Regions from separate parts of the Homo sapiens genome. Here region 1 is linked to region 2. Evidence: chromatin loops called from intact Hi-C (ENCODE). Cell type or tissue: dorsolateral prefrontal cortex. All regions are shown on one strand. Links, peaks and the distances in the headings refer to the core of each region. The heading gives the core; the rest is flanking DNA.

Region 1 (8,271 bases), core at 2,191-7,190, 89 kb after region 2:
CAAAGCCATTAAGCAGAAGTCATAAGTGGGATAGACACCCAGTCGCATCCCTTCTGCTACTCTGCACTCAAATCATTTAATTTTTTTAAACATTGATTCACTCAACAATAAGTATTGAACTCTTATGCACATCCGGTAAATAGAGTAAAATCTAGTACCTACCAGCAATATTTCCCTGAAGTTGTCTTTCTTATGAAGAGCTGCTTCTCAGCTAAAAATATCCTACTCTCTGTCTTATCTCTTGCACCTTCTCTCAACAGAGAAGTCAGAGAGGAAGAAAAAAAAATTCATTTGAGATCAAAAAGGCTTGCCTTCTGTATTACAACCTGTATCACTTACCAGGGAGTATATTGTGTTCATCCTTTATAGACAGAAAGTGCTTTATCGATAATTTTGCTGTACAACCTCATTTGTAGGTCCCTGACTGTCTTGATTTCAGGATTATTCAGGCTATATATGCTGCAAGAAGCCAGGGAATAGCAACTGCCAGTGTGATGCAGTGGTTCATGAAGCTTAGGATTTTTTTTTTTTTTTAAGACAGGGTCTTGCTCTGCCACCCAGGCTGAATTGCAGTGGCAGGATCATGGCTCATTGCAGCCTCAACCACCCATGTTTAAGCAATCTTCCTACCTCAGCCCCCTGAGAGTTGGGACTACAGGCATGCACCACAATGCCTGGCTAATTTTTGTATTATTATTATTTAGTAGAGATGGGGTTTTGCCATGTTGCCCAGGTTGGTCTCGAACTCCTGGGATCAAGTGATCTGCCGCCTTGGCTTCCCAAAGTGCTGGGATTGCAGATGTGAGTCCCCATGTCCAGCCAAAATGTCTTAACTGTAACATTTTCCCAAGCATATCCTATAAGGTATTAATAGATGTCATGTTGTGTCCAGAGTTGGTTCCTTCCAGTGGGTTCTCGGTCTTGTTGACTTCAAGAATGAAGCTGCAGACCTTGGCGGAGTGTTACAGCTTTTAAAGGTGGTGTGGACCCAAAGAGTGAGCAGCAGCAAGATTTATTGTGAAGAGTGAAAGAACAAAGCTTCCACAGTGTGGAAGGGGACCCAAGCAGGTTGCTGCTGCTGGCTGGGGTGGCCAGCTTTTATTCTCTTATTTGTCCCCACCCACTTCCTGCTGATTGGTCCACTTTACAGAGTGCTGATTGGTCCATTTTACAGAGTGCTGATTGGTGCATTTACAATCCTTTAGCTAGCACAGAGTGCTGATTGGTGCATTTACAATCCTCTAGCTAGACAGAAAAGTTCTCCAAGTCCCCACTCCACCCAGGAAGTCCAGCTGCCTTCTACGCTCCCAACTCCAAAGAGTCAGGGGTTGTTAGAGAGTCCTTTCCCAGAAAGCCTGATACCCATGTCTTTAGTCTGGCGGCTGCGACAATGTGAAACAGAGATTCTCAATATCAACTACAAGACTCATGAGTTATTTAAATTGTAATATGTTTCTTCATTGCAAGAGTAATCAGAACTTTTTAAATTCTGACCTCTACTGTGTATCTCCAATTTAGAGATGTGAGATAAGATACACACGGTAGGTACTGTTTACAAAAATGCATTTAAACACTTTTGATATGTAAGATTACTTTTGAACATGTTCATTCTCTTCTCCACTTTCACCTCCATGGGATTAGTATACTTGTGTGACCCACTGATGTCGGGATGGGTTATGCGATTCGAAAGAAGAGTTTTACAGATTACTTTCTATTTTTGTCAAAAATATTAAGAATAAAAATTTTAAAAAGGAAGATTTCTTAAAAAGACACTGTTCCAACAATTAGAATATACTCTCGTCTTTAGCATTTTCTTGAGCGGGCTTAAAGCTACGGATTTAACATCTATTGTTGGGCTATTGTTTCTTTCAACAATGACTCCCTGGGTTTGTATTTGTAAAGAAGGTGTTGGGACTCTTCAACTGTCTGCTCTTCTCTGTTTTTCCTTGTTAAGTTCTTATCTCTTAAGCAAATATAGGCTTCACAGTTAACCTTTGAGTAGGGAAGCTCCCAGAGATGCACATTGCCTATGAATTTAGATAACCTTTGGGGGACAGCATATTTTCCACTTGGAGCCCTCATTGTATTCTGGTTACATATTGAAAGATATTTGGTGAATAATGAATGAGTAGTGTGTCTACTATTGGGGAGGCACTGTTCTAGATGATGTTAGATTTTGGCTGTGTTCTCAACTTCTTCCAACTTCATGATATATTTTTTAAAATATACCCGACAATGATTAGATCAGAACGAGCAGAGAAGCAGGAGATCAGAAATCCTCAGAAGCTAATTCTTATAGGCAGTTTTAAGTTAATGCTTTCATACATATTTTAATATCTGTCTCTTCCATTATGTTATTTTTTACAGAATCAGCTCCCTCCAAACACCTTCTTAGTTTTTCCCCAAATTTAGGGTCATACGTTTGTATGATTGATTGATTTTTGTGTGGTTTTCTCATTATTGTGCCAGTATCAAATGTGAGGCTCTTGGGTATTGGATAACTAGTCCAGGACAGAAATAGGGTCAGGGAAGATTTAATGGAGACTGTGAATGGCACGTTACTGGAAGACCTGTGCTCTTGACCACAGAGTTTGCCTGACTATCTCACTGTATGGATAAAAATTCCATCAGCTGAGCATGCCCTTGGGTTATTTTCATTTTCTCGAGCCATCCCTTATTTGAGAACAGAGCCCTAATAGCTCTGTAAGTTGACCAATAACAATTCAGTGTTGACATTTAAATATATATTAAAACCATTTAACATTTATTTTAATCTTAGACATAACTTGTAATACTCTAGAATAATGAATGAAGCTTTTTAAAGAATGAGTTAAAACAAACATGTAGAACAAGAAAAAAATCACATTCATATATTAAGTCTGAAAAGGAATGTGTTATTTCATTTAGAGGAAAAAATGTTTTTTACTTTCCCTCAGATTTACACTGTCTGAAACAAATTCTGCTCTATTTTACTTTCCACAGACTCACATATATAGGGGGAGAAAATTCAACCTAGAATGAGAACTCCTTGAAGGCAGGGACCATGTATTATTCATCATTCCTGTGTGTAACTTCTCTGGCAAATGATAGGAATGCAATACAGGTTTGATGAATCCATGTGACTGAAAAGAAGTTTAATCTATCCCTGAATGGTATAGGTACAAAAATATGTGCTTGGGGAATGTTCAACATTTTCTTTGACACATTTAATATAATTTTTAATTCAAACTGTTTTCATATAAAAATATTTTATTGCCTTGCAGAAAAATCATATTTGCCTCATGTCTTTGTAGTCATTGCAATAATAGTCATACTCAATCTTAAGTCAAATATACTTCAATTTAGAAATAATATTCATGTATAGAATTAAATAATGGGGTGAAGTTGTTTTGGTACTGTTTGTGACACTGTTTTTTGATCAGTCTTGAAATTCTTGGGCTTAGGAAGCAGAGATGTTTCAAACTCCTTATACTGACATCTACCTGGTAAATAGGAGAGTTGAACATTTACACAGGAAACAGATAACAGTTTTGCCAATCTTAGTTACCACACAGTTTGATTCTGTGTTCTACATGGAACATCAATCATTTCTCTTCTGCTCTATAAATTCTGCACCTAAGATTGTTCTGCATCACCCAAGAGAAGAAGAGAAGTATTGCTATTCAGTTTAGGAATTATTTATTAGGAGTCCAAATTGTGCAGAATAGAATCAACAGATAGCTTGATAGGCAGTGTCTACTTGGGCAAGTTGCTTTGTGGCATTGACCTTCAGAGTAACCCTGTTTCACCTAAATTGCATCTGTTTTCAGGATCAAGAGGGTTAATGTATGTGAGGGGAAAAGATGGAAGAAAACTTGTGTATTGAACATTTACTATGTACCAAAGCTGTGACCTATCAAACGCCAGTTTCCTAACCTATTAAATAAGCATGATTCTATTGCCTACCTCAAAGGAGAAAGTAAAAGCTTGAGCAAGCATCAACTGTTGAAGCTGGAACTCAAGTCCTATTGTGCCTGGCTCTGAAATTTATCTCCTTTAATTTTCCCTAAATTGCTTCTCCAAGAATACTTTACATCTAGGTGTAAAAACTAATGCTTTCTTTAGAATTCTGTTAGGCACCATGAAAGACACACAATCTTCAATTCTTGTGAGTTCCACTGTTTCTTGAAGACATAGTTTTTGCTTTACAGAAATAGAAAAGAGTTCCCAGTCTTGCTCAAACTTCCTGTGGGGTCTTTGACTATACAATTTTCTGAAGGATCTTAGGCCAGAAAAAGCAAAAGAACCACTAGAGGACACCTGGTGGTCTTCTCCAAAACAGCAGGGTAGATCTTTGGCCATGAGTGTGTTTCAGAGGTCCTCTGTGTGTGTGTGCATGCACATGTGTGTATGTTTTCCTGTGTGCAAGTGGGATATTAGGAGTGGGCAGGAGGCAGTAGAAACTTCAGAACAGGAAGGTGAACTCAAATTTTTGAGAATCCTTTGACAGATAGCAGTTTTGAAGATGCCAAAATCCATTCTGCCTGTGACTCATTAAAATAAAGAGAAATCACAAAGCATCCTTTGATTCAGCCACGTTTCTTTTCACATTTTACAGCCATTCATTCTACAGCCTTCCAAAGGATTTAGAAGAAAAATCGGAGGAAATAGTGAAAGAAACAAAACAAAACAAAAAAATCACGGTGCCTGAGAAAGCTGTTAGAAAGCCTAGTTCCCTGTAAACAGCTTGCCCCACTACCTTTTAGCAACATATTTCTCTTGATTCACACCAGCTGGTCGTTTCTAATTTCTCCTCAGTGTCTTGAAATAGCTATTTTCCTTGAAGCTAATCCCTCAGCCTTTGCTGATGACTCCCTGGGTTTGGATTTCCTAAAGAAGGTGTTAGCACTCCTCAACCGTCTGCTCTTCTCTGTTCTTCCTTGTCAAGTTCTTAACTCTTAAGCAAACTTAGACTTTGCAGCTAACCTTTGAGTAGGGATGCTCCCAGAGATCCACATTGCCTATGAGTTCAGGTAACCTTTGAGGGTAAGAAAGATGACATATCGGAGTGGATAAACTTGAATCTTTTTTTTTTTTTTTTTTTTAATCATGCATCTAGGCACAAAACGAAATTGGCCTTTTGGCAGGACTGATTGAGGCTTGAGTATCCTGCCAGCTACCATGTGTCTCTCTGAGCAGTAATAACCGTTTTTTAAGAAGCAGCTGACTTTGTGATCATTCCGATGCAAATTCTATTAACAAAGATAGAGTGCATTTCTCATTTACCATTGCATTTAATCTTCACAATGACCCTGTTGTATGGATAATCTCACGTCTTCTTTAGAAACAATTTTTAAAAGTCTCCAAAAGTTTAAGAATTTGCTAACATCACAGAGTTCTTAAGAATGAAACCTCAATTCAAACTCAGGAGTGTCAGACTCAAAAGCCAAATGTTCTCCTCACTAAAGTGCTGATGGTAAGGCCCTGACTATAATGGGCAACAATACTGGATCTTCCATTGCAGTAAATGTGATGAACTTGAGTTTTCTTTGAACCTGCTGTCTTAGATTTGGGCCATTTTTTTTTCTTTCCTTTATCATTGATAGGAATTTAATTTTATATCTATACCTATATCTATGCACTTTTTACTTTAATTTCTGTTTTTGCATTATTGACAGACATCCTTGAACTTGAGAAGCCTTGTTTAAAAAAATGAGAAAACCAGAACCATGCCTGTTGCATTGGTCTTATTTATTTATTTATTTTGGAGATAGGGTCTAACTATGCAGCACAGACTGGTGTGAAAATCCTGGCCTCAAGTAATTCTTCTGCCTCCAGCTCTTAAAGTGCTGGCATTACAGGCATGAGCCACCACACCCCGCCTGCTCCTATTTATTGTGCATTTGTTGATATTAATATCTCTCAAAATGTAAGTGATTTACACTGATTTAATATGTTTAATTCTCATAAAAACCTAATAAGTTAGCTGCCAAAATTATTCCTGATTTTAAAAGAAGAGGTGAAAGCTTAAATAATTTGAAACAGGTGATTCAGCTAATAATCAATACAGGCAATATTGAAACAACTAAACTGTGTATCTAACAGGCAATGCCACCTCCCCCAGCAGTATTTAGAAGGGAACAACTGAGAACCCTTAGAGGTATATTTTTTCTGTTAAACGTATCTGAATTCAAAGCAGCAACAATTACAAATTCTCAGACAATCAACATCCAGACTCTTTAATTTGGCTCCTGTCTATCCCTTTAACTCATTTCCTGTCACTTTGTGCTTCTCAACTGAGTGTTGCAAAATTCACGGGGCACTCATGTGCCAAGAACTGTGACGTTACATATTTTATACCTATTATTGTCTCATTCCAGCCTCACAATGCCCCTCTGAGGTAATGAACAATGCTCTCCAAGCCTCCATGGTTCTCCTCTGTAGAAGGAAATAATAAGTAGCTTGCCCAAAAGACACACAACTCCTATTCAGGGAAGCTGGAATGCAAACCCAGTCTAAAAGGATCCAGTTATTACCATTAAGCTATGCTGTTGATGTGCTTTATCTACTTCTGTCTACTTGAGAGTTTTCTTCCACTGGCTTTGGTAAATTGATTCCCTTCTTTTGTTGACACTATGCCTCATTCTGTTTTTCTCAGTTCTCACCTAACTCTTCTGTTGCTTTGAGAATCTTCCAAAGATGCCTTCTCTGTGTTATTCAGCCTCTGAGCTCTATAATACCTTCCTATAATATTATTTCACTTTTCATGTTGTAGTATTAATTTTGTATTTATTGTTCTACTATCTGCATTAGATCAAGGGATCTGAGAAAGGGACTCTGTCTCACTTATATTTTCCAAAGTTAACACAGTACATGGAAAATAGAATACATATTTATTCAAAAAACATATAAAATGCCTTGTGTGTCTGAATAAACCCAGTTCTTATGTAGACATGGTAAGGGATTATTTGGTATTCATGTGAGCAGTTAGGTTTTGTGTCAGAGTAGAATGACCACTCTATCAAAAGCTCCATACTATTTTGACATGAAATTGATCTGCAAACACCTATCCAGAATCCCAAACTAATCTAAAGAAGGACAGAATATATCCCCTGAATTTTATCTTTCTCATGTGTTTAGAATCTAGCTGATGAAAATTCATTTTACTACCACCTTGTTTGTTTACATTCGTTTGTTCTCTCATTCAGCAATCTACCACGCAACACGTAATGTTAGTGAGCCACTCTTCTAGGTGCTGAAATAGCCACTCTTCTAGGTGCTGAAATACAGACGAATCCAGATAAGGCCTCTACTTTCATGAAGTTTATATTCTAGTGTCTCAGGTTGGAGAATAAGGAAATACAGAAGATGAAACAGAGTGATATAATGCAGAATGACTGGATGATTAGTTTGGGATTTCTGGAAAATATTTTCTGTATTGGTGTTTTTCTTTTTTTGTTTTGGTTTGATTTTGTCTTTTTGAAACAAGGTCTCACTCTTTTGTCCAGGCAAGATGGTGCAGTGGCAGCATCTCAGCTCACTGCAACCTCTGCCTCCCGGACTCAAGCGATCTTCCCACCTAAGCTTCTCAAATAGCTGGGACTACAGGCATGGACCACTTTTTTGTATATTTTGTAGAGGTGCGGTTTTGCCGTGTTGTCCAGGCTGGTGTTGAATTCCTGGGCTCAAGTGAGCCTCACACCTCAGCCTCCCAAAGTGCTGGGATTACAGGTGTGTGTCACCATGCCCAGCTGGAACTGGTGTTTTTCAAAGCTACCCTGTGCATGACTAGAAGTAACCAACTATGGAAAGAAAAGGGGGAGTAATGAAAATGTCTTTAACAAGGAACAAGGTGAACTTGTTAGAGGAACAGAAAGAAATCCAGGTGGTTGGTGAGTTGTGAGCTAGCAGTAGAGTGGTATGAGATGAAGTTGGAGTGTAAGATCAAGGTCAGGTAACATAGGTCACTATGTGAATCAAGATAATGAGCTTAGCCCGTTTCCTCTCCTCTCCTCTTTTTGTTTTGTTTTGTTTTGTTTTAGAGGCAGTCTCACTCTGTAACCTGTAGCCCAGGCTGGAGTGCAGATGTAGGATTACAGCTCACTGTAACCTGCAACTCTTAGGCTCAAGCAATTCTCCCATCTCAGCCTTCTGAGCAGCTAGGACTACAGGTGTACCTCACCACACCCAGCTAATTTTTTATTTTTATTTTTGTAAAGGTGAGGTCTCATGACATTGCCCAGGCTGGTATCAAACTCCTGGGCAGAAGTGATCCTTTCACCTTGATCTCCC
Region 2 (8,271 bases), core at 2,005-7,004:
CCGCCCACCTCTGCCTCCCAAAGTGCTAGGATTACAGGTGTGAGCCACCATGCCCAGCCCCAAAACTTCTCTCTTAATGTTTTAATTCTTATGACTTACGCTTCAATATTGGAATCCAAAATAAAATTTAAGTTTCTTAAGCTTAATGCCAGAGTTGTTACATATTACTTACCCTTGCCCCATACCCCAAATAAAGGGCATGGTTTCAGATATCTTCATCCTAATGAAACACAGGAAAGGGACCCTTCATTTCTGGAAAAATATTACATGGTAATTTGAGTTGTCATTTTTCATATGTCATATTCTTGAGATTTTATTTTAAATGATAATACCTGGCACCATAGATATCACATTACAAGCAATCCAATAAATCTAAAGGTTACCAGTAATCATAATATGGTAAATACATTTTGTTTTTAGTTTGTTTTAATTTTTAATTCTATCTTGATGAATGAAAACGACGAAAGATTGCATTTTAACGCAGCAAATAATAGTTATGTTCCATTCTGTCATCTCCTGCTCCAACCAGAGAAGCTGGAGACTTCCTAACACTGTCTCCCTCTTCTTGAGCTCTGTTTCCTATGAACCATCTGATTCCCCACTCTGCAACTAGCTGGGCACTTGGTTTACTGTGTCCCTTGGTCAAAATTACGACAAACATTCCAGCCATAGTGAAAAAATAAAAGTGTATTTTACTACATGGAGTCCCTCTCCATCTCATTCACTCTCTACAGTAGACTCCCCTGCAAAACTGCCTGCCTGTCACCGAGACCCAGGCTAGAGACATCCTGCCTCATTCTACTTTTTGCATTAGTCAGCCAAGGTTATTCTGAATGCAATCTTCTCTCCCTCCCCCCAACTCCTTCTCCAATTATACTCCTGCCCTATCAGATAATTCCTCACCCTTCCTCCCCCGCAATGCTCCACAACACATGCAATTTCACTTGCCATTCTAAAAAGCCTATGTACCACAGTCCTCTTCCCGCTGGAAGGCTGTAACCCTGGAGAGGATGTTGAAAAGAAAACACTTTCTTAAGGGGGTAGGCTTTCACCATTGTGACATTACACTGCATCTTATTAAGAGTGGGTGGAATTGTTAAAGAGATAAATGCCTTGTCTTTCAGCATCCCTGATTATTTTAGAAATATCCTTATAGGGCTTTCTAACATTATCCTAATCCTCTATCACACTGCTTAATCATCCAAACCTCTCTTAAGAATTAGTCAGGAAATTCCTATTGTAACGCTTTGAGCAGATATTAGCAGGTATAGACAGGTTACCCTGAATTCCAGAGGACCAAAATTCAGGGAAGACAATGTATATAACTGCTGTAAGAGTAAATATGGACAAGATGAGTCAAAGCAAACTCTTCTTAACCCTAGATACCCAAAGCCATTGGATTCTGGCTCTCTTTAAAAGCCATTGGATTCTGACTATCTTTACTATGTCAGCATAGTTTGTTAAGAAAATGAGATTTGAGGATATTGTCTAACAATCTGGCTTTTTTTTTTTTTTTTGAGACAAGTTTGTTACTTGTGACAATCCCCAGCTTTCAGTAGCACATGAGTTTTTTTGAGTTTTCATAGATGTAAGAAGTTACCCCAAGGAACGGTTCAAATTATTTGTTCAAGTGAAAATGAATATCTGAAATTAAGCACAACCCAAAATGTGATCTATTTCTTTGTCCACTTGGGACTGTCTGGTCTAGCAGCAGTTATAATTTGATTGAGCCTTGACTGCTGCTCCTTTTTCCAAGACAGAATTAGCCAATTCCAATACCCTGTAAGCAGACACAGTCTGAGAAGAGAACAAACAGTTACTTAGTGACTGCCTGGGGGAAAAAAAATACCACTTGGTTCTCTTCACCTCTCCCTCTCTGAAATAATCCACTAAGTTTCTTGCCTATGACAGCTAGAACATGAAACAATCAGATATTAGAGCTACAGCCAATACTCTTTTTCACATTTCACAATGGGTTGTCAGATGCAGCACACAAAAAAATGTCAAATTTGCATAAATATCATAAGCATGTTGTGCCTATTTTCTCATTCTGTTCACTCTTTCTCATTAATTTGAGTGAGACAGTACAAGCTCTACAGACTGTGCGTCTTGTCCCCTGCACCTTTTTCCCCCTTCTGTTCTTGCTCTGTCCCCAGATGGTAAAATCCACCCTCAGGCTCACGTCTAGTGCACACAGGGAAGGGACTAAATCGGGATCTCCTGTGGAGGGGAGGGTTTTTTTTTTTAAGGTAAGAATTTATTTGTCTTATATTTATCTAATTTTATTAGAAGATGATGACTGTGGCATCGTCTACATGTTAGCCCCAGTGTTGAAAAAGAAAAGAAATCTGGACCTCCTGATTCATGGTCCCTTTTACCCCAGGGTGGCCATTTCTCAAGATCTGAGCGCAGCCCATCAGAAGACTTGAAGTGACCACAGACAGGGCAGGTCTTGGTGGAGGCAGGAGAACCGCAAGGATGGTATCTGAGAGGATATGACAAGATCAGGGCACATTGAGAAGACCTAGAAATTCCTCCCCTATTTCCCAAGCAAGTTCTGCTTTGCCTGCCCTCCTCCCCACAACCAACTACTGCGCGCCCCTCCTGGCTGCCACTCTGCTGTCCCTCATCCCATTTTCCCAAAGGAGCACGGGGACATCAGGAATGCGCTCCATCACAGAACCGCGACACACAGCCTCTACATAGCGTCTGAGTTGCAGGCAGGGGTCTCACAATCACCCTATTCTGTACGCAAGAGGCCCTTGGAATAAAGAGGAGGTAAGCTGCCCACGCTCAACCCTTTGCCCTGTCGCGTCCTCTTCCTCCTACGGAAAATAGCTGCGGGTCACTGAGACGCTTTTCAACATAACGCCAGCCCCAGAGCTCAGGTGAGACCTCTAGAGAGAAAGCTCGCAGGTACCTCATCCGCATGCTGTTATTATCTGCCAGCCCACTTATCCAGGAGCTCGGTCCTCAGCGGGCTGCGCGCACCGCGCGGAAGGGCGCATCTTCACCTCGTGGCTCTGGCGGCAGAGACGCGCGGGGCTTGCTCGGGAGCGAGGAGCGAAAAGTTGTGCGCCCACTTGGGTAGGGGGAAAGAGAGCGATCGAGCCAGCGCGGGAGAGCGAAGGGGGAAGGCGGGGAGGGGGCGGGGAGGGGGGACTGCTTACATGAATTTCCAAGTGGTAGACCTGCCTCTGCGCTCTGCCCAATGAGATCCGTCAGGGGAGGCACCCGGCTCACTTTTCCACATCACTTCACAGTTACATTTGGCAGGCAGGCGGGCTCGCACGCCGGAGCGCTCAGCCCAGAATTAGTGGATTTATTTGGAATCTCCCTGCCTCCTCCAAGCTCCGCCGCCGCCGCCGGCTTGTGCATAGACGGTAGCGTCAAGACACCAGCTGCACTTTGGGTTGCGGACACCCAGAGCCCAGCGCGCCCGCCCTGCGTCTCCGCACCAAGCCCTGTAGCTCCGAGAGGCATGAACGGAATCCGGAGGCGCCTGCCTAGCGAGCGAGGACCGGTCGGCGCTTGCCGCCCTCGGGAGCTAACCCCGAGCACCTCCAGCCATTTGTGAACCTGGAGGCTTGACATTCGCCAGCGCAGGGCCCCACAAGAGTAAGTGTTCCCCTAACCCACCCCCGTTTTCCTCTATGTTCCGACTATCCAGAAGGGACCGTTTCTTATAGGAATTCCCATGCCCCTTCGGACACCTTGCGCGCCTCCTGCCCCTCAGATGGTGGATGAGGGTTCTTAGCATAGGCTCTGGGCTAAGCTGTGTCTTTCGCGATATCCGTGGGTGATAACGTACGTACGCCTCAAGGTTTTGCCTGACTGTTTTTGCAAACTGCTTTGACAACAGATCCTAGAGAGTAGCAAGCTCCAGGCTGTGCCCCTCCAGTTTTCCTGCCGGTTTCCTTCCCTGCGGCGACTTGGCTATTTCGCCGCTTCCCAACGCAGGCAGGCGCGGCTGCAGCCGCGCGCCTTCACTGCGGGGTCCGTGCGGTGAATGGGAAGCACCTGCAGCCCGCTGTGCGGAGGGTGCAAGCCAGGGAAAAAAGGAGGCGAGGGGGCCCGAGTGGTCTATGGCTGGTTTTCTGCACCGCCTCATCTCCGAGGCGAGGGAGGGCGACCCCCGCGGCAGGGCTGCGGGCCAAGGCTCAGCTGCGAAAGCCCCAGCGCGAGGCTTTCCCACAAGTGGCAGCTCCAGCTCTGGGAGGTGCGGTGCCCGCTACAAACTTGCCGGGCTCCGGAGTCGCCCTGCGGCTCTGCCCTCGCCAAGACGCTGCCCAGCACCCCTGCAGGACCCCCAGGCAGTGTCTCCCCGCAACTCGAGATTGCGTGCACGGAGGCCCCCTTAAGCCGGGGACTCCGTAGCCGCTCTCCTAGGGACAGCTGAGCCCAGACCTGCGCTTTCTGTGGTCTGGCCGCTTCTCATCCGGGAACCTTTGAGGGGCTGGTCGCGCCCCTCGCAGGATCGGAGGGAAAAAGGCTCTTGCCTAGGTTCTGCCAGTACGTAAGAGGTTCATAAGGGACCTACTCCGGTTCTCCCAGGATCCAGCCAAGGCTGGGAAACGGTAAAAAAACGTGCTGCCGCCAACGCTGATGCCAACAGGTATCCACAATTTCCTCCGCTTATTCCTCCCAAACACCAGAGCCTTCCCCCACCCAGTCTGGCAGAATCCTCAAAGTTTCCTTGCGGTTGACCCTTCCCCCGCAGGCACGGAGCCGGCGGCATGTCAAGGACTAGCCGTTTGCCTCCACCAGCGGAGATGGCAGCTGTTTGCTTGGGTTGCTAAATGTAAGAAATCAAACCACATTAATTGTTTATTGTTGCAAACGCACAATATTAGTCCGTAATGGAAAATCGGGCTGGCAGCTGCTCACTTCAGCACCAATTAAACGATAGAGCTTATCACCAAGACAGCGGGAGGGAGGAAAGGTCCTTTCAACTTTACCACCCTTTCCTGAAGATTCCACAAGAGTTTCCTCCTTAGGAGGCATGATTCGACAATCCCTTAGCGCGCCCGAGCTGCTAATCAGATCAGCTGCTTTCTTTCACCTGGCGTCATGATATCTGGGGGCTGACAATGGGAACGAGGGGACGCTAGGGAAGGTAAGCGAGAGTACTGTCCTCTCGCATCCGGTACCATCGCAAAGCAGATCCGAGGGATGGGGGCTGGCTTTTGAAGCGCCTGTTCTCTTTACAACACTCCTGACAGCCATCTCAATGGTTAAAAACCCTCCTTGGGCTGTCACCTCAGGCTTTATTATAGGAGCTTTTCAACTGGAAAACTATATGTGGGAAAGATGTTTATGTAAGATTCGAAAGTGGGATTTTCCATCCATTCAGCCTCGCTGCTGCACCTCACTGCATGCAAAGTGAGCCCTGTCGTTCATGCTAAATACCAGTAAAATCCCTGCCTAGATATTGCTTTGCATCAGCTGTGTCCAGTGTTGCAGGGATTTCTTCGTGTGCGTGTGTGTGTGTGTGTGTGTGTGTGTTTGAGAGAGAGATATATATATGAGGTGGGGGCTGGGAGTGGGATTCTTCTACAGAGAGAAGTGGTACCTTTGAAGGATGTTCTCTTAGGGTTACATTCTTTTTCCCTTAAAGGGAGTTCTCCATAATCATCATGTCCAGACATGTTTTTCCACTTCCCCGAGCTCTGTGGCTGGAATAAATTCTAGAGCTATCCCCCTTATTAAATAATAATTCTGATAATAATATTCTGTAATTCTGCTTTAGCAGATTTGAAGCTCGCTGTCACATAGTCATTTCATGCTGGAGCAGTCACAGTATTTTAAATCGCCTTTGATTTTTTTTTTTCTGGACTCTGAAGAAGGCGAGGAGTTGAGGAAAATCCCTCTGAAAACAGAGAGGGGAGTCTTTCCAGCAACTCCGGGGACTGCTTCATTCAGAGCCCTTCCGTGGCAGTTCACCTTCCTCATTCTGATCCCCACACTCCCCAAGTGAATGTCAAGTTATCCCCTGACCATCGCAAATAGGCCAAATGTTTTAGAGACACTGGCTAATGTGCTCTGAAACTTGTGCTGTAATGCTGTCATTCAAACTTTTTAATCTATTCTCCCTGCAAATTGGTTCTTACATTACTAATTATTATTACTGTTAGAAATCAGTGCTTCTGCTTTATCATTTACAGTCTCTTAAAGCCTTCAAGATGGGTAAATCTCTACATTCAAGACTCTGTAACATTTCTTGGCTGCATTTCTGGTGTGTAGGATGCATTTCTTGAGTTCTTGAAGCTGCATGAATTTAGCTAAAAGAACAGAAAATTTGATAGCAGTCTTCACTAGAATAGCAGTTCCATTTGCCTGCTGTAGACATGTCAACTCTGAAGGGAAGGAATTCCTTACACTGGAAAACAACTTTATTTGGGTATTATGTAGAACTGTGGTCAACACAGTATTCATTTATAGCAATCCCTCAATTAGCACTGAACACAATTTAAGTAGCCAATGGCAGCATGATCGATGTAAAACAAAACAAACAAACAGCCCAGGAATGCTCAGCTGGATGGAGAAGACCACTTGAGAAGGCATTTGTAAAGACTGATGTGAATGTACTCAAAGGTCTGATACTGCTTGTTAGTCAGGAGGAACAGATTGTTGGAACAAAGCACAGAAACTCCAAAGAATGAGAATATAATGATTCTATTCAAGAAATTGTACCTCTGGGCTTTGCTTTCCAGGTTCCTTTCATTGTTTATTGGTGGGGAAAAAGAACATGCACATATTAAAAAGTTCAAACCCACACTTCAACAGCTGTTCAGAAAACGTCATCAATGTAGGTAAATTAATGCTTTAAAGAAAAAAATGACAATCTTTGTTATTTTTCTACTCAAGGTGGCACACCTCACGGCTTTATCAACATTCCAATTTGAGCAGATTTTCCATGCAAAACCAAAGGCTTTCAAGGGGTAAAGTGACATTCAATTCGTATTTCCAACCACACTTTTCTGGTCCATCCGCAAACTTTTGTGTCTGGCAAATCAAGGGACAAGCATAATCGGAGAAGCCTTTCTATTAGAGGTGCAATTTAAGGTCCGAAGACTTCTTTTTGAAAATATTCTGCTCAGTGGTGCTGCTGAAACTGGTTTCAGTCATTTTATATTTGTTACAAAGTTATTCAGTGTAGCTGGTGGAGAAAAACAATTTTCTTTTTGTTTTCAGCGCTATTGGCATTCACAGAGGAAATGGTCTAACTTTGCTTTTTAATTAAGAAAAACGTCCTAACTTTGGTGTGTTATACACTTCTCAGGGTGGGAGGGTGTAGATAAACCAATGATAATTCTTGTTGCTCTGTATTATGTACACACACACACGCACGCAAATAACACACACACATATACACAGCATGCTTCTTGAAAATGTGCCCAGATAACGAACTCATTTATTGGCTCAAGTCTGAGATTTTTATCATGTTCCCTTTGCCATTTCATCTGCCTTAGATTATTTGATTTGCCTTTCTGGCTACTCTGATTTGTATATTGATCAGTCTTTCAAAAAATGTTATCTGTGGCGCTGGGAATTCCCCTCCAGTATCTAATACACGTATGTTTATGAAATAGAACAATTTTTTGATGGACAAAGGCCATCATCCGATTTAGCAGGGCTTAATTAACCAAAGGGCTATTAGTGCTTTCTCAATTCATTCTTACAGAAAATTGTGATGCGAATCTATTTCTGCTGAACTGTTTGTTCCTGTCTCTGGAAGCTGCTTTAGATGTAACCATGAAGAGAAAATTAGTTGAACCTGGCAACTTCAAAAGGTCAGAAAAGAAATAAGTTCAAGGGATGCCATTTAGCTGCTTCTACCATATGTTGCCGCTAACTAAATCTCTGTTGCTTCATGGCAAAGCACCGGGGCCAATACTGTTTCTTTTTCTTATCAAGTTTTAAGCTTTATTTCCTGGGTTTTAAATGTCATGTGCTATTTCCTATCATAAACAATATCCATCCTCTTGCTTGGATGTCTTGTGTGTGTGTGTGTGTGTGTTTGTGGGTGTGTGTGTTTAAGTTCTCTTAGTAGGTAGAAGTATATAGATGTGATTTTCTGTATCTCTTTGGAAAGTATCATAAATGAATACCATTTATATTTGGAACCTTCAAACAGTTTTCTTTCTCTGCCTCCACTGCCAAAGACAATTGCAAATGCTAGAACGATGGATGGTTCAGGGCTAAGCACAGAGTTAGTGCTCAGTAAATATTTATTTTATGCGATAAGAAATTAGCAAAGACCCTGCACCC

Evidence for each region. Hi-C counts contacts between places; a loop is a spot of excess contacts. Peaks named below come from ENCODE experiments on the same cell type or tissue, not always from the same donor. Only the 100,000 strongest peaks of a DNase experiment are listed, where the experiment ranks them.
Region 1: it touches region 2 in a loop (4-fold over the local background); 11 of 110 quality-filtered maps call a loop at or near these places.

Annotation. Positions count from the first base shown.
Region 1 is chr16:61,942,251-61,950,521 of GRCh38, reverse strand. The region is part of intron 2 of CDH8 (cadherin 8); the gene reads left to right. Among named protein-coding and RNA genes, the nearest start is that of CDH8-AS1, 28 kb to the right of the region's middle. In dorsolateral prefrontal cortex, for the core only: a CTCF peak has its summit at 4,272 (motif pointing right); no DNase peak of the experiment used is centred there; H3K4me3 peaks cover 727 bases; H3K27ac peaks cover 357 bases.
Region 2 is chr16:62,031,427-62,039,697 of GRCh38, reverse strand. It overlaps CDH8 (cadherin 8), which reads left to right and starts at 3,260. Exons shown (of 12, transcript NM_001796.5): 1 at 3,260-3,618. LOC124903777 (a long non-coding RNA gene) reads right to left here and starts at 3,108. Exons shown (of 2, transcript XR_007065217.1): 1 at 2,921-3,108; 2 at 2,265-2,485. RefSeq lists an enhancer at 4,958-5,459. In dorsolateral prefrontal cortex, for the core only: no CTCF peak of the experiment used is centred there; DNase peaks (open chromatin) are centred at 3,267, 4,256, 5,217, 5,382 and 1 weaker place; H3K4me3 peaks cover 5,000 bases; H3K27ac peaks cover 4,885 bases; H3K27me3 peaks cover 2,083 bases.